Linked DNA regions of Homo sapiens: region 1 is linked to region 2. Evidence: read pairs that join two places in POLR2A ChIA-PET (ENCODE). Cell type or tissue: MCF 10A. All regions are shown on one strand. Links, peaks and the distances in the headings refer to the core of each region. The heading gives the core; the rest is flanking DNA. Region 1 overlaps HK2 (hexokinase 2). Region 2 overlaps LOC102724497 (a long non-coding RNA gene).

Region 1 (9,215 bases), core at 415-8,414, 100 kb after region 2:
TTTTAAACATCACTTTTCAAAGTTGAACTTTTCCAGTACTCTGGGGAGTTTGGGGCAATTGGAGGTCCTTTTCCAAGGGGGGAATCAGAGCAACACAAACCACAGTTGGCAATGGGAGTAAGGAGATCTGATGAACTGAAAGAACTTGGAGCCCCAGAAAACTGGCTTCCTTTGTTCAGATACTTCCGGTTTAAAAGACCACATCTTGATAAGACGTTCCTCATTATCATCGTTGAGCTTTGAAGTCAGCAGGTTTGGTTTGTTTTCCAACACTGTACGTAGTCTGTCTTTGCCTTTTCAAAGCTGTGGGGGTTATGCCGGGCGCGGTGGCTCACGCCTGTAATCCCAGCACTTTGAGAGGCCAAGGCGGGCGGATCACGAGGTCAGGATATCAAGACCATCCTGGCTAACACGGTGAAACCCCGTCTCTACTAAAAATACAAAAAAAAAAAAAAAAAATTAGCCGGGCGTGGTGGCAGGCACCTGTAGTCCCAGCTACTTGGGAGGCTGAGGCAGGAGAATCAGTTGAGCCCGGGAGGTGGAGCTTGCAGTGAGCTGAGATCGCACCAATGCACTCCAGCCTGGGCGACAGAGCAAGACTCTGTCTCAAAAAAAAAAAAAAAAAAAAAAAAAAGCTGTGGGGGTTGGGATGTGGCAAATTAAATCCCCATAGCTCACTGGACACGTCTTCATATCACACTCTGTGGATCACACACCATGCTTCCTTGTGCTGGAGTGGCTCTTTCTGCTTATCTTTAAAGCAGTTTTCTCAGCCTTGGTGCTATTGACATTTTGGGACAGATACGTTTTTTGTGAGGGGCTATCCCAGCCTATCATAAAGAGCAAGAATTTCCACCTTACTCAAATTTCCAGAGACAAAGCCTATCTTTTTAAAATTCTTCATTTAGAGCAGTAGTTTTCAAGTAGGAGTGATTTTATACCCCAGTGGACTTTGGCAATGTCTGGAGACATTTTTGGTTGTCACAAAGGTTTGGGTGAGTGTGTGTTACTGACATCTAGTAAGCAGAGGCAGGTTTGGGTGAGTGTGTGTTACTGATATCTAGTAAGCAGAGGCTAGGAATGTTGCTGAATATTCCACCATGCACAAGATAGCTCCCCACAACAAAAAATTACCTGGCCCAAAATGTCTACAGTGTCAAATTTGAGAAACTGCTTTAGAAGAACATGGTCCATCCCTGCCACCCCCTTCAGTTTTCAGGTGTATTGCTGATGGTCATACAGCAAGTTAGTAGCCCTAGTTGGGATCAGAGCCCTGAGTTGTCAACAGTGTGCCATGTCTTGTGACCGTCATGGTGGGAAATGGGCTTCTACAAAAGACGAACTTAAGATGAGGTCTACAGTTCACAGCAGTCTGCAGATGCCCACAGTTCCTTGCTGGGGGGCAGGTTTCCAGGGAACGGGAGCTAGTTGCTGTTTCTGTATTCTCAACCAGAGAAATGTGGGCAATACAAGTGCTCCAGAAAGCCAGCAAGAGGAGTTTAGTCAGTTGCCCTTGGAAGATGCTCACCCTGGTGCTGCTGTAGTTTCCATGGAGGCTGGGCATGAGCCAGGCTTCCCAACAAGACAGGCATGTGAGCTGGTGTAATGGAAATTCAGAAGGCACTTGAGCTGGGGAGCAGAGGAGGTAGGCCAGTGACATCCACTGAGGGACAGCCTGACAGTTACTGGGAGAGGCTGTTTGATGAGCTGGAGTCAGGCTCCCTGGGGTTGAACTCTGGCTTTCTGCATAACACGCAGTGTGAGCTTGGGTCAGTTACTCTACCTGTCTAGGCCTCAGTTTCTTTTCCCTATAAAATGCAAAGATTGTTTGGATAACACTTTAATTGAGTAGTTGTAAGAATGAAAGAGAAAGAGGGTTAACAGGTGTCAAGCTCTGAGAACTGTGCCTGACATATAGTCAATGCTTTATGTATTAAGTATTGGTACTTAACAATGGTTCAACTTGATTTTTTTTTGACTTCACAATGGCACAAAAGTGATACGCATTCAGTAGAACCTGTACTTTCAGTATTTATATAACCATTATGTTTTGCACTTTCAGTACAGTATTCAATAAATTACATGAGATATTCAACACTTTATTGTAAAATAGGCTTTGTGTTCGATGGTAGGTTAGGTGTACGAAATGCATTTTTGACTTACTAATCGGGACATAACCTCATTGTAAGTCGGAGCATCTGTACATAGGGAGAGACACAGTCTTAGATGTCCCACTGCACCGTCCGCCTGGACAGGAGCAAAAAGAGGCCCTGCTTTACCCTGGATAACTCCCAAGAGCTTCTTTTAGAGTAAGTGGTTTCAGGTCCATTTGTGTCTCTGTGTGACGTTGGATTGAATCAGAGGACAGAGAAGTCAGAAGGATGGAAAGTTCCTGAAGCCAGGGAAGAAGGATGCGTCCACCGTGCTTCTAAAACCTTCTCTTTCCTGGGCGTAGGAGATCCATCCTTAAGCTCTTCCTCTAAATTGCTTTTCTTCTGGTCCTCTACAGAGGTGGCTCCCCCATTCGAGGTCTCTGGGATGCCTGGGACATTAGTGCACTTCAGGTTGAAGCATCCTTGCGATGTCGCAGGAGACACAGTTGTGCTGAATGATCACAGGGTTAGTTCCAGCTCCTTTTCCCTAACCTCTGTCTCCCCGGTAACTAACCCAGAGAAGAGCAGAGGCTTCAGAGGGCATTGTGGAGGCTGCTTACTTGGGATTTCATATTCTTCTGCTGTGGAGTTTGTCAGTTAAATACTTGCTCACTCATCCTCACATCTCTCCCAGACCTGGCTTTCCACAGGGGAAATCATTTGCAGTGCCCTGTGCTGAAGAGTCACAGGACCCGCCATGATAGGTTTGGCCCCACCGACCCCTGGAATTTCACAGAAGGGAATGGCCATTCTCACATTCTTTCGGCAGATTGGGTGAGGTTCCCTGGGCATCCTGGGATTTGGCAGTCAGCTCTTTGCCCCTCATATACAGACCCTGGGCTGTTGAGTGTGTTCCTTCCTGCTGAGCCCAGGGTGCCCTGGGTTCTTCACGAAGCCCAGGGGGATTCTGCATGTGCAACCCATACCCTCCATCCCACCTCTTGAACAGCCGTTGCCTTATCCACGTCAGGAGTCAGGAGTCTTGGCCCTGTTCCTGTGAACAGAGAATCTCATTTCCCCTAAAATGCTGCCCTCTTTTAGGGGTGGTCACTCATTTTGTTTGCAGATGGATCTCTAAGCATTTCCCGGACATTCTTTCCTGCCTTGGTTAAATCTTATCTCAGCGTTAACCAGGAGAGTGAGTCAGGCTCTGAGAAACTGGCTCTGGAAGCCCTTGGGGCCCACCCACCTCCTGCCCACTCAGCCTTCCTGCCTTTCCACCATTTCTGCCCTGGATGCTTGGAGGTGGTCCATGTTCTTAAAAGGCCTTTTTCCCAATCCCTTCCTTCTGGCATCTCCATATTGTCTGAAGGAATAAAGCCAGATGAACCATCTGACAGCTTTAATTAGGGTTAAATGAGGGCATTCGAAACTGCCACTTTTCCTTCTTTCCCATTTGAGGGACTTCCTCTTCCTGCTTCCTGTTTCCTCCCAAACTTTTCTGTCTCAGTCCCCTCCATGAAGTCCTGTAGCCTCTTCCCATCAGCTCTGTGTGTAGTAACTCAGGCCACCCTCAAGCTGCCCTCCAGGTAGGTCCTGTTATTATCTATTATTCAAATGAAGAGACCAGGCACAAAATAGGATAGTACCTTGCCCCAGGGCAAGCCAGAATCCAGACCCAGGCAATGTGACTCCAGAGCCAGTGCCCTTAACCCCCAGCACAAAGCTGCTGGGACAACTATGTTTCAGTTTCACTTATGTTTCAGTTTCATGGGGTTATGAGTCAGGTATCAGCTGGGAAGGGACCTTTGGGACCATGTAGTCTAAACAAACCCTTCATTTTACAGTTAAGGAAACCAGATGTTGTGTACTAAGGGACCAGCCCAAGCTCACATAGGATAAGCCCCAGATCTGGAACCCAGTTTCTTGATCCCCATCATGTTTTTTTAAAACACAGTTTGTGCAGCATGAACTCTTATCATTTTAGGTGTCAGTTTCCCAAGATCAAAGGCAGGATTTACTTAGCTGTATCTAGGGGGATGCCCTAATTGTCCAAACTGGGCCGCTTTTGAAAATGGAGGAAAGCACTATCAGTAGTTATGCCATGACCACAGGTGTAAACTGAGATTGTCTTGGGTAAGCAGGGAAGTGTGGGTACCTTGCCTGTGGTGGGTGTGATCTTGGGGTGGATGGGGCAGACTGGGACAGACCCAGAGGTATTTGATCCAGCAAGTGGACCGCTGGCAGCAGACAGGAGTGGGGAGTTCAGATGCCACTGTGGGGCAAGAGGCTCAGAGGCAGATTCTGGTCCCTGGCCTGGGGCTGTCGAGGGGTAGGCAGAGTCTGACTTCTAGGGACCTAGCATCCTAGGCAGGGCAGACAGGTGGACTGGGAGGAAACCATGCTGCTGCGGGGATCCCATGCAGTGTGGGCGCCAGCCTGAAGAGCAAGGCCCGACACAGAGCACCTGGTCAGTCGGGAGTAGCCAGCTCTTCCCCTTCACCAAGTTACTTGTCAACTTTTCTCTTTGGTGTTCCCATAGCCCCTTGTGTATAACTATAACAAAGGTTTCTTGAGCACCTATTATATCCTAGTATTGAGATAGCTGCTGCTATGACTGCAGAGAGGCCATTTATGCTGGGCTATGGAGGGTCAGTGGGAGTTTGTTAGACAAGGGGAGGGGACATTTTGGGCAGTGAGGCCAACACATACACATTTCTAACCATTTCAAGACAAACACTCCTCAGATTCACATTGATGTATGTGATTTAAGTGATTGTAAATCCATATTTTATTAATGTAAAGGAAACTGCCTACTGTTCTGCCCTTCCTGTCAGTTTGTAATTACTTGTTAATGTATCTGTCTTCTGCCAATAGACTCAGCCCCTTCCTGGCAGAGGCTGGTGTCTCCTTTATCCCAGTATCCTCAGTGCCCAGCCCTGGCACACTCAACTTGGCACTCAGTCAATATCTGTTGGCAGGTGAACTGTGCCAGGGTCACATGCATCTGGGACATAATCCCCCTTTGCTCTGCTGCTCCGCAGTCAGAACAGAATGTCTGAGGACAGGAGGACCCTGGGCCGGGTGTCCCAAATGCCCATCTCCTGGACCCTGGACAGGTGCTGCTGCCTAAGGTCTGTCTGGCTGTAACTTGATGCAGCTGAGACTGAGAACTGGAAGAACAGGAAGCCCTGTGACTCACAACCGCTGCAACAGGATCCTGGAGGAGTGGCCCGTATGCCTCCCTGGTCAGCTCTGCGCTTACCCGCTGCCTCGGGTTTGTGAGTCTGCAGTGTGTCAGAGCTGGCATTGGCCTGAGGTGGCATGGCTGCCCTGGCGAGGACAAGTTCCTTGTCCCATCTGAAGAAGTGGCATAGGAGATCTGAGTTTCGGTTCATGGGCTTTCAGAGGACAGGAGACTTACAGAATCCATGTTCTGCTGTGTGTCTTCCCCCCGGCTCATCTTTTTTTCTTTTATCAGAAACATCTGGCCCTGCCCTGGCAACTTTGTAGAATAAACTTGCTGCTCTTTGTACAGCCTCAGCCTTCCCAGGAGGAGTCTGTGAGGGCATTATTATTAATGAGGTCACTGACAGCAGTTGCTTGGCTTTCCCAGGGTGGGCACACCTGTGCCCTAGGTTAGGGCACTCGGCTGGTCACTGGATGCTATGGGTCTTCAGGGACTAGGCCTGTGATTTGGGGAGGCTTCTCCAAGTCTTGGTTTCCTTGTCAGAGAGTTGTGGTAAAACACTGGCAAAGGAATAATGCAAAAATATGAAATTCTTTTGAAATTAAGTTGCAAGCATGTGTCAGCACAGAGTCACTGGAAGTCTTTGTGTGGCCAGATTTAAATGATGGATCTCTCTTTGTTTGGCCTCTTTTGACCTCTTTAATCTTCTTTGGCTCTTTGACTGTGTATAGTGGGTAAACTTGGGCCAAGTCAGTGCAACCTGCCTTTTTTTTCCAGCGTCTTTTGAATTGAAGTATAATGCACATGGGAAACTGAAAGCAGCAGGTAACCACCATCCAGATCCAGTAACAGATCATTACCTGAACCAGCCCCGTGTTCTCCTACCCACCACCACCATCAAGTGTAATCACTGTCCTGACTAACAGCATAGGTCTGTTTTTGTACTTAATATAAATAGACTCATACAGGATATAAAAGATGCCATTTGTGTCTGGCATTTTTCAGCCAGTGTTTTACTGTATTTTGAGATTCATCTATGTGGTTGCATGTAGTGGTAGGTGGTGCATTCTTGTTGCTGTATACTATCTCTTGCACCACTCTGGCTTGTTTTTGTTTTTAAGAGACAGGGTCTTGCACTGTTGCCCAGGCTGAGTGCAGCAGCGTGATCATGGCTCACTACAGCCTTGACCTCCTGGCTTCAAATGATCCTCCTCAGCCAAAGTATTAGGATTACTGGTGTGAGCCACTGTGCCCATCCCACCACCCTGTTTTGACTGTGGTTGATTTAAAGCAGACGAAAGTAGTCATAATAAGGCCCCTGACTTCCAGAAGGTATGGTCCTTTCTAAGTTTCTGTCAAAGGGGCCAAATAGGAGTGTTGACCTAATATATAGATGACCCGATTGTATCTTCAGGACAAGAACATGCATGTTAAGAAAGGTGAAGTTCAATCAGTTGGTCTTCTAGGGTCTAGAAACTAAAAGGTAGGATTTTTAGCTGTGGTCATCTAGGGCACCTGGAGAGACGGTTCTAGATAATCAATTAGAAATATCCCAAGACTGGGGAGACAAAGTTCAGCTGTGCCACAGGCATCCTGCATCCTTTGCTTTGATGCTTCTATGCTTGTGGAGTAACTTTCTTATCCTATGTGATCACTTGAATTCAGCCCTCTACCAGGAGGGTGTGCCCTGCAGACACAAGTGATGAACATTTGCTTATTCATGTATTATGTATTTTCTGCTTGCTTACTAAAAGGATTTAGTGATTTGGTTCAGCTTTCAGTAAAAAGATTTCTAGAACGAGAGTCATCAAACTGGCGAGATGATTACTGAAAAACTTGACAGGCCAGGTGTGGTGGCTCATGCTTGTAATCCCAGCACTTTGGGAGGCCAAGATGGAAGGATTGCTTAAGGCCAGGAGTTTGAGACCAGTCTGGACAACGCAGTGAGACTCTGTCTCTACAGAAAAAATAAAATTAAAAAAATCAGCTGGGTACGAGGGTGCATACCTATAGTCTTAGCTACTTGGGAGGCTGCAGTGGAAGGATCATGAGCCCAGGAGTTTAAGGCTGCAGCCTAGGAGTTTGAGGCTGCAGTGAACCATGATTGCGTCATTGCACTCCAGCCTGGGCAGCCGAGCAAGACTCTGTCTCTAAAGTTAAACAAACTTGACGAAGCTCCAAGCTTCCTGACAGTCAAGGCAAAAAGGATAGTTAGTTCTCTTTGAGTCAGTCGTTTTCATCCCATCGGCCTATAACAGGTAGCACAGTGTGTCTGGGCAGCCAGACTTTCTCCTGACACTAACCCTTACTGGGGACTGAATGGCTAGGGAAGCATTAGTGAAAGACACAGCAGCTTTACCTGGTGCAGTGGTCTTTATAGTCTTTCCTGTGAGCCCTTGATTAAAAGTGATAGAACTAAACCTATGAAGCATTTCATGGGGAGCTAATGTAATGTTGTGAAGGTGAGGAGCTTTCTGTTCCTGGAATTGGTAATTTCCCAGGGTCTTAGGGGCTTGCCCATGCCTCCTGAGCCTTTTCACACTGCTGTCTCTAGGTAAGCATTTATCTGCTAAGGTGGCTGAGCTCCAAAAGTATCCCCTTTGATTGCCAGTCTCTCAGGCCACTTAAATCTGTGACACTTCCCATGGGCTGCCTTGTATTGTGCCCGACATTCTTATTAGACAAGACTCATCTCTCCACGCATTCTAGAGACACTCATTGATCTATAATATGAGCCAGCTTCTTTGATATAAAGTCCTAGAGAGCAGGGCTGTTGATTTCTTAAAATTTTTAAGAATTGTAATAAAATATTAATCACAAAATTTACCATTTTAACCATTTTAAGTGTACAATTTAGTGGCATTAAGTGTGTTATTCACATTGCTGTGCAACTACCACCACTATTCATTTCCAGAATTAATTTCTTGTAAAATTATGTTTCTGTACACTAGTGCTTTGTATTTAATAGCTGTTCCATAAATGCCATAACATGGAAGATGCTGGGGTTGCAACAGTAGTCAGGATTCAGGGATTGAATGATACGGATCTTACAGACTTAGACATTGAAATTTAAGGTTTCGTTTCGTCTACACTTCCCTTTTAAAACCCTTGAGTACCTTACTCAAGGTAGGATCTGTAGTACTTCATATAAAAACTGTCAAAATTGGAATATTGCTGTCTTCTGGATGTAAATAATTTGATCAAGGCCAGGTTCCCACAGGGACCAGATGGGGTGGGCTCAGGATCCAGGCAGTGGCACCAGTCTTTCAGTTGCATTGGGCCTGCAGAATGAGATGGGCGCTTCTGGGCCAGAAGGGTTGACATTCATCCAGGTGATCCAGATTCTAGTTTCAACTGTGTGACCTGGGTCGAGGCTGCTCCCCGATGGGCCTGGTTTCTCTGAGATCCCTTTCTTGCAGTCACCTCCAGGCCTTTCCTTCCTGGGCTTCCCCATACCTGGCCAGGACTGTGTATGGCCCACCCTGCACACTGCATACTTCGAAGTGGAGCCTCCATGAATGTCCCCTTTTGTTCTCTCCATTTGTTGCTTTGTGACAGTGACACAATTTCCTCTCCTTTTTTAAGTGCTGGTCTGGAGGAAAATGCAGGTACTTAAGGGGATGGGTGTTAATGGCTTCCCATTTTGGGTATTATCTTATTTCCTAGAGAGTATGGGGTTAATTTGTCTTTAGGGCTTCCCCTGACACCAACCCCAATTCTGTAGAGGAAGTGGGCATGTCAGACTGGTATGTTATGGGAAAAACTGAAACTGACCAAAATTACCCAATGAGGAAGCTCTGATCTAACCCTTGCTGAAGAAATATCAACTAACAGTGCTATCTCTGTCTAACACGCCCTCGCTTCCTGGGCTGGCAGCTTGGCAGGCAGACGGGAAGGTAACCCGTTCTTCAGCCAGGCTTTGCTCTGGCCTG
Region 2 (9,215 bases), core at 526-8,525:
AAGCCTGTATTTTTCCTTTGTCCTCATGCCTGACTGATAATTTGGCTGGGTATAGAATTTTAGACTGAAAATAATTTTTTTCCTTTCAGAACCTGGAAAGCAGTGCTTTATGTTTTCTAGCTTTTTCTGTTACGGTTAAGAAGTGGCCATTCTTATTCTTAGTTATTTGGATGTAATTTTTTTTCTCTTTAGAAACTTCTGTTCCTCCTTGGTGTTCTAAAATATGATCATGGCAGAAGTTATATTCTTTTTCTGGTACCTGATGGGCTCTTTTAATCTTTTTGTTTGAAGCATTTTTAAAAATTATTATTTGTTTGATAAATTTCTTCTCTCTCAAGTTTTTGTTTGCTCTTTCTAGAATTCTTATTACTTGAATATTGGACTCCCTGAATTGATCCTCTAATTTTCTGGCTCATTTTCTTTCCCTATTGTTTACCTCCTAGTTATTTTGTTTTGTTTTTGGGGAGACTCCCTTGAATTTACCTTCCACCCTCCCTATTGACTTTTTTTTTGACTGTGGCTATCATATTTAATTTCCAACTTCTCTGATAGGTTTCCTGTTTCTCCTCCTCCTCCTTCTATAGCATCCTCTTCTTGCTATTATCTCTCCAAAGAATACATACAGTTTTTCCTCTAAAGTTGTTTTTCTTCTTGTTCTTTTCTTCAAGTCCCTTTTCTCTGTCTGTTCTGGCCTTTGTTTTTCACCTTGGGGGTCTTTTTCAGATGTCTATGGATCCTTAACCATTCATTAATATTTGAGTCAATCACTAAGAATCTGATGTGGGCTCTATGGGCAGGGGTAGGGCTTGCTTCTGGTGATCTCCTTTGTAGGACCGTGGTTCTCAGTAGGGGCAGCTCCTGGGCAGTTTGGAAAGTTGTGAGGATTTTTAGTTATCACAGTTATTGGGGGGCCTACTAACATTTAATATGTGGGGGACAAGAATGCTAGTTGGATTGCAGGACAGTTCCACAAAACAAAGATTGTCCTGTATCTAGGGCTGCCACCTAAAATAAAGGACACTCAGTTAAAATCGAATTTTGGATAAACAACAAATACATTTTTTTGTATTAGTATGTCTCAAATATTATATGTTTATGGGCCAAATCTGGCAACCCTGTCTGTGTCCTATTCTATGTCCTACTGCACAGTTATGTGGGTGAAAAGCTCTTTATAATGATTTGATTCTTGATATCAGCTCTGCTTTATATATAAATACAAATACTTTTTTCACATGGATTTAACATACCCTGTGATTTTTTAAAATGCAGCTACTATGTAAATTGAGAGGAGACTGGACTTTGTTTTGTTTAGAACTTAACCAAGGGTTGTCACCATTTAGAAAAACATGTCAATGGCAACAGCACTGCTCATGATCAAATATGCAGATAATTTTTACAATTGCAAAAATTAGGTTTGCAATTGTCCCTCTTACCCAGAGGGGTTCCAATGCACTAACTTAGATCTTATTTCAAGATGGCAAATATAAGAAATATGACAAAATAAAATGAACAATGGTATCAACAATATTCAGTTGAATATGGTCTAACTTCTTTTAAGGTTGGACTGTTCATTGTAAAAAATGAAAGCATCTAACTGTTTCATTATGTCTCCCAGGTATGCTGCCCATGTGCCTACTTAGTAAACCATCTTGGGCCGTGAACTACTTTCCTTTTTTTTCTCCTTCGTAAGGACATTATAATTTAAAGAAAATAATGTGTAGGTTGATTATTTTAACTATGAATTTAATTTCACATAGTAAAAGAGGTATTTCAATATTTTTGCTTTAAAAAGAAAGTTGAAGGTACCTGCAACATGGTCAAATCTCAAAATATAATTATGCTGACTGAAAGAAGCCAGACAAAAAGAGGACATATTGGCCGGGCCTGGTGGCTCATGCCTGTAATTCCGGCACTTTGGGAGGGTGAGGCAGGCAGATCAGCTGACCTGATGATCGAGCCTGACCTCCTGGCTTGAGGTCAGGAGTTCAAGACCAGCCTAGCCAACAGGGCAAAACTATGTCTCTTCTAAAAATACAAAAATTAGCCGGGTGTGGTGGTGGGTGCCTGTAATTCCAGTTACTTGGAAGGCTGAGCCAGCAGAATTGCTTGAACGTGGGAGGTGAGGGCTGCAGTGGAGCAGAGATTATGCCACTGCACTGCAGCCTGGGTGACAGTGGGAGACTCCATCTCAAATGTCATATAATTCAATTTTTATAAAATTCTCGAAAATGTAAGCTAACCCTATAGTGACCAAAAGATCAGTGATTGCCTGGGAATGGAAACTGGGACAGAGAATGGCAATGAATGGCACAAGGAAACTTCTGGGGAATGGCTGTGTTTTTAAATCTTGATTTTGGTGATCATTTCATGAGTGCATGCATATGTCAAAAATTTCCAAATTGCACATCTTAATCATGAGCACTTTACTGAATATCAATTATACCTCAATAAAGCTGTTAAAAAACAACAACAAAAAAGAAGGTGTTGAGTCTGATAGGGTTGAGGCCAACTGCTACAGTACATTTGTGCAATGACAGGATTTTTGCACTGAGACACTTCCAAATGTCAGTATCTGTAGGATCTGTATGGCTTTCTTCCAGTATGATTCAATTTTCCAGATTAAGATTCTCTAGTCTCTTTGCTGGAGGATATGAACCTGATTGCCAGCATTCTTGGAAATAAGCAGGGGAAGGGTGAGGGGGTCTAACCATTCAGTGTGCAGGCTTTTACTTTCTTCTCTATTTTCAAGCCATCCCCTCACCCTCCCTTCCCCTCTTCCTGCTGTCCCCAGTCCAGTGCTTCTCTCACTACTGTTAATATTTATAGCTTCCCTTCCCCTAGAATACAGGCTTTAAACATGTTTCAATAGGACAATTATAAAAATAAAAGATTTGTTTGCAATCATTTATCTAGATGAACCCTTGGATGACAGAATCATTTGGTTATTAAGTGAAACCAGGACAGACATTTGGGGAAGGGGATGGCATTTTAACCTTTTGTGGAGCCATTCCCCATCAGACAATCCTTTGCTGCCACTGCCAGAGATAACACCAGGTAGGATGTGGCAATCCAGATCTTTTCATCTGGATGTCAGCAACAGCAAGGCAGGGGCCTGGACAGGATTCAGGTCACACAGTGTCTAGCTGGCTGGTGGAGCTTTGAGGTCTTTATAGAGAAGCTCTGCACTGAGATTATCATGAAGCCTGTGAGTGTTGGGGGTCAGCCTGAAGGCAGCATTCTCTGAGTGCTTCCAGCGGGAACTCCCTGTCGTTCGTGAAGGCAGCCGTGCTTCTAACACTGGAGTAGCAGCTACCACTTGTGAGCACTTACTGCATGCCAGGCACTGTGACAGGCACCTCTGACAAATTATTTCAATGATTTCACAACAGCACTACTGTTTTTATCCCCATTTCACAGATGAGGTGACTGAGACTCAAATAGATGCTCAAAGTCACTGAGCTAGGAAGTGTCAGACACAACCACATCCATGTGGACAGACTCCAGAGCTGGAGATTCGACCTGAATCCAAATACTGTTCTCCCCAGAACTCCAGTTGTGAGACTTTTAAGTGGAGCTTGGAGATTAAGGAACAACCCTTTTGGGGTCATTCTTGCTAGGGCTGTATGAAGACAGCAGGTGCACGCAGGCTACTGTGAAGTGCGGAACCACTTGGCTGGCAGCCTGGAATATAGAGGGGCAATCTTCTCAATGGGTTGTCAGGGCTACCACATTTTGGACTTGCTGCCAGGAGACCCAGGTTCAAGTCCCCACTCTGCTGCTATCTCACATTGTGACCTTGAGTGGTCACTAATCTCTCACTAGATACTGGGCCTCGGTAGCCTCGTCTGTTAAAGGGGATGACTCAACTTGGGTAAGTCTAAAGTTTTCTCAGCTTTAAAACGCAGGGATTCCATGTGTCACCTCTCCCAGGAATATTTGTATCTGTGGAATGAAAGACCTTTTGCTGCTGTCTCAGAGAAGTATTTATGCAGGTCAGGGGTCCTTTCCCAATGCGTTGGACTCATCCATCTGGAGGAGCTCTTCTACCGAAGGGCACTACCTTCTCACCAGGCTGTGGCAGCAGAGGGGTTAAACAGCATGCCCTGCCCTGCTCCAGGCAGAAGGGTTGTAGGACTTAATCACGTTTCAGCTTGGCTGTCGGGCTGTGAGTCACGGTTGCACTGCGATTATGTAAGCACGCAGGAATAGGTGGCATGACATATATGCTGCCAGCAGCCACGGGCCTCGCCCTTCCGAGTCACCACTACTTTTTAAGCCTTTTTTTGGATACAAGTTTCTTTGGGTTCATCTTTGGAATGGAAATGGAAGCATGATTGCAGAATAGGCAGAACAGGAATTATCCATCAATCAGAGAGAACCCAGCCCTTTAAGAGAAGCTGGAATTAGAATATGGAATTCCTGAGCCTTGAGCTGGCATAGCCGAGCCCTGGTTTATGCTCTTCCTGCCTCCCTCCTTTTTTCCCTCCTGCCTGTGTGCTCCACTTCCTCTCCTGAGACTCCCCCAAGGTAGCATCACTCCCACCAGGAGCCTCAGGCAGGAAAAATAAGGCCCAGAGAAGGGACTGTCCCTGGGGACGTGCACTGAGTGTGTGTGAGGGTGCGGGGCAGGAATAGGAGTGCCAGGAGTCTACCTCTGGAGCAATGCCTCCCACAGTATTTCTGTAGGGGAAAGGATAGAAACTCACTTCTTGGGTTCCTCCAATCACCATGCACATGTCAGTCCTTCAGCTATAAATGCAAAGGAAAGCCAGAACTGAGATTTGAGCTTTCTCACCATCTCCATGGTCAGATATCTCCACTGCCAAAGGGTTCATTCCGCCTCTGGGTTTATCTCTTTCTTCATGCTTCTTCCTGGCAGTGTCCTGTTGAAGCTTACCTTCCCATCTGTGTTTGCATCCACTCCCTAAAAACCACAAGACAAAACAAGAAAATAAAAGCCTCCTCCCCTCACTTAATCCACGGTTCTTTTTTCTTCCTGCTTACAAATTTCTTGAACTTGTATGTCTGTCCTTGCTGCTTCCACTTCTTCATCTCTCATTTGTGTCTGATGCAATAGGGCAATGAAGTGTCCTTGTGGTCCCTGGTGACCTTCTCATCGCTCAATCCCAAGGCCTTTTTTTAGTCTTCATCCAATTTAACCTCTTGGCAACATGTGACATGCTGCCAGCCAGCTGCTCCCTCTTTCTAATGCTCTCTCCTCTTGGCTTCTGTGACCCATCTCTTTACTACTCTGTCTGTTTCTCCAATGCCCTCTTCCTGGTCTCTCTTGACATCTTCTCTTCCCTGATCTGCATGCCACCTATATGGTGTACGTCCTCATGTATTTATAAGTAAGTAGGTGTTTATTTCTTGTCTCCTTCCCAAGAGGATTTAAATAGGTGGCACAAATATACACTACACTAGGGTAATAAAATAGGGAGTAAGATGCAACTGGTGGAGAATTAAGATCAAATTGGCCGGGCGCGGTGGCTCACAGCTTTAATCCCAGCACTTTGGGAGGCTTAGGCGGGAGGATCACTTGAGGTCAGGTTTGGCCAACATGGCAAAACCCCGTCTCTACTAAAAATACAAAAATTATCTGGGTGTGGTGGCGCATGCCTGTAGTCCTAGCTTCTCAGGAGGCTGAGGCAGGAGAATCGCTTGAACCTGGGAAGCAGAGGTTGCAGTGACCTGAGGTCACACTACTGCACTCCAGCCTGGATGACACAGTGAGACTCCATCTCAAAAAAAAAAAAAAAAGAGTAAGTTGTAGCCATAATAAATGAAGAAGATAAAACATTATTCCAAAAGACACTATAAAATCATTAGTCCACCCAACCAATCTGATCCTGTGACTCTCCTACCAAAAAGATTCCAATGATGCATGATTGTCCAACTCCCTATATAGCCTTTCACAGTCTAATCCCAGTGGGCTTTTCCAGGTCATTTCCTGTTTTTGAGCTTTGCTACAAGCTGATCCCTCTTCTTAAAGTGCCCCCCTGTCCACTTTCCTCTTCTTGGTGCTGCCTACTTGACAAATAGCTACTTGGTTTTTAAGACAGCTTCAACGTCACCACTTCTGTGAAGATTTCCCCTGCAAAATGTATCACTCCTTTATGGTAGCAAATAACTAAACTTCTGTAAACCTCAGTTTCTGCATCTGGGCAATGGGAATTATAATAGAACCCTAATTCATTGTGAGGATTAAATTAGACACACATGCAAAGTGCTTAATATAGCACCTGGGATGTTGCAAGCATTTACTAAATGTCAGCTAGTATTATACCTCCTTGTAAATGGAGGGAACAATAGTCCATAAGACTAAGATATGTTCCCAAGTTAATTAGGATCCAATGGTACAGTTAGCCTAGGGCGCAGGCTACTCTGTCCCTGCCATATATTCTCTCAAAAGTTCTTCTTCCTCAGTTCCTGGCTGTCCCCTTCTGGAAAATCCTTTCTAATTCCAAAGTTGATCCCCTCAAGTATAAACACTACTAGCTTGTTTAACTTTATTGGCACACATGTGAGCACAGGTGCGGTTCTTGACCGGCTTCAGCTCTAATCCTGTTGCCTCGGTCTTGCTGAGATCATTGTCTCTCTAACTCACTACTAAAAGTCTGGTCTCAACCTGTACCAGGATTGCCAAATAGATTCAGAAGTCAAGGAGAAGGCATCCCATGCCCGTAGCCAGCTGAGTAGAGGGGCTGCCAGCCCCAGCCAAGGCGTTTGCTGACCCTCAGCTCCAGGAAGGCCTGGGTGACCTTAAGTCTGGCACACGGGGCAATGAACTGTGGTAGCTGCCAGGGGTGGGTTCCTGAGGGCCACCTTCTCAGCAGCCTTCTGCCTACCCCACCTGGCAGGACATGGATGTGCGTGCAGGCCTGTGTATGTCTCTCTGTGTGCAACTCTCCTCTTTGGTGGATTCAGGGTCCTTGTGTCATTTTTCAAGGTGTCAGTCAAGAAGCATCCTTAGACTGGAGTCAGAGCCTCATGTCTTCAACCAGTAGCTGGGGAAAGCTCATAATAATTATACCAATACTAAGGCATGGCTGGTATTATCCAAAATGAGAAAAGAAGAGAGTAGGCTGAAGAGGCCAAATAGCTCCCACAAAGTCACACAGCTTGTTAGTGGTGCAGACGACAGCCCAGCTCTCCTGACCCTGGGCGTGGGTTTTTGCGTTCATGTCTCATGCCCCTGTCAGGAAAGAAAAACACACGAGGGTCCTTGGATGACCATATATGGCACCCTACAAATGAAAGCTACTGTGTTATTATCTTGCACTCGCAGTAAGTGCCTCATAAGAACATGCTTGGGATGACATACATGGATCTGCCTCAAGGAGGGAAATCTCAGACCCTGGAAAGCAGGCATTGCACATGAAAATGAAGAATGGGCTGAGTGAGCACATGGCAGCGCCGTGTTGGGTTCCAGCTCTGAGATCTCATGCAGGACTCTCTCAGCTTCTCTAGCTGTAACACGAGAGTTTGGCAGAGATCACATTAAAGTTCCCCTTAATAAGGGGTTTTCATGTGGTGTCAAATTGTTCCTCTGAAATAAGTATTAAAAAAAATTATAGTGAGCACATGGCATCTTGACTTTGTGTGGAGCTGACAAAACACTTCCCATTGTATGTTCACATGCCAAAGCATGTTTCATTTTATCTTATTTTATGTAGCACATTCTTTTTCATCCTCCATGGTAACTGAGTACTTGATTGTCCGTGGCATTTTCCCTCTGAAGTACTCCAGGTAGAACACCCATCATGTTCATGGCTGACATTTTACCACCCAAGGACCTCGAGGAGAGGACCAAGTGGGGTGGTCTCCATCATGGGACAGATAAGGACAAACCTGGAGAGAAGTGTGTGAGGCCGCAGGCACTAAAAGCTCCAGGGGTGGCAGTCAGAGAGGGCCACTGGGAGAGGTGGCACAAACTGGCTGCATGCACCTGCGTCTGGTCTGGCCCACACAGTGTTTAGAAGAAATTGAGTTGCTAAAGTTGGAAATCAGGATATTTCACATTAAAAATCAGGGTTTGGGGCTTCTGCTGAAAAATGGGCACCTTTGGCCAGTTACCTCTGTGCAGAGGGTACATACTGCCCAGTCCAGCCAGAGCCCATTCCACCTGCTCTCCTCAACACAGTCAACAGCATTTGTGGCAACTTCTCTGACTACCCAGCCTCGTGGGGGCTAAGTCGTGCTCAAGAAACTTATCAGGAATTACATTTCTCAAATGTGATGCTGCAATCTGATCCAGTTTTATTTGTGCCACAAATGGATTGCCAAAGGATGTGAGGTTTTTGCACACTTAGGTGGATCTTGTTTTCCAGATGAGGCTATGAAAGCAGAGCTTCTATGCTGGGATCACTTGTTTCATGCTAGGCACTGACTGTTCTAAGTGTTTTAACTGCCACATCACCTCATGCACGAGGGAGCTACTAATATCCCCATTTCATGCATAGAGAGACTGAAGTACAGAAAGGTAAAGCAGCTTGCTCTATGTCACACAGCCAAGAAATGGTCATACTGGGATGGGAAACTGGTAGTCAGGCTCCAGGGAACTCCAATACATGCTGCTATACCAACCATCTGGACACATAAGAGCTAGTCTGTGTTCTCATTTGTGAAGGGACTGCCAGGAATCCCTGCCTGACAGGGAGCAAGGGAGAGAATGCACATGAAAGCACTTGGTAAGTTGCAATGTGCACCATAAATGTTAGCTGTTACTGATAATTATTATAACCTGCAGGTCAGGATTCTAGCTGGGGGCCTGTGGCCGAGGCTACCCAGCTTGTCATTCTCTCTCCAGCTACAGCTCGGGCTGCAAGAAGGGGAAAGGGTGTTATTAGCACCGATTCTTGGAATTCCAACGTGGTATGAATAAGGAATCAATTACAGGCTACACTGCAGGGTGGCCGCTGAGGTGTAGGGGCTGGTTTTCAACAGCACAAAGACAAGTTTATTCCAATACCACTTCCTCCACCACAGAGTTAAGCCCACCCATGGTCCCTGCTCCGTGCTGGGAGGTCTAGGCTTGCCCACTGCCGGGGAGAACAGGTGGATTCACACGCCCTCTCCCTGAGCCGTTCCCAGGGCATCCACGGACAGGTGTGCATTTTATGGACGGCACACAGGTGCTGACCAAGTAAGAAAGTGGGCGCTGGGATCTAGTGCAGGCTCTGTTCTCAAGTTATGTGCCCTGGTGTGGGCTGCAC

The links. Peaks named below come from ENCODE experiments on the same cell type or tissue, not always from the same donor. Only the 100,000 strongest peaks of a DNase experiment are listed, where the experiment ranks them.
Region 1: POLR2A ChIA-PET joins it to region 2 with 15 read pairs; 9 of 35 experiments call an interaction of 5 or more read pairs at or near these places.

Annotation. Positions count from the first base shown.
Region 1 is chr2:74,840,271-74,849,485 of GRCh38, forward strand. All of the region lies in intron 1 of HK2 (hexokinase 2), which reads left to right. Among named protein-coding and RNA genes, the nearest start is that of HK2, 11 kb to the left of the region's middle. RefSeq lists a silencer at 5,032-5,326. In MCF 10A, for the core only: no CTCF peak of the experiment used is centred there; DNase peaks (open chromatin) are centred at 3,861 and 5,311.
Region 2 is chr2:74,736,730-74,745,944 of GRCh38, forward strand. The region is part of intron 2 of LOC102724497 (a long non-coding RNA gene); the gene reads left to right. Among named protein-coding and RNA genes, the nearest start is that of SEMA4F, 87 kb to the left of the region's middle. RefSeq lists an enhancer at 3,464-4,663. In MCF 10A, for the core only: no CTCF peak of the experiment used is centred there; a DNase peak (open chromatin) is centred at 4,182.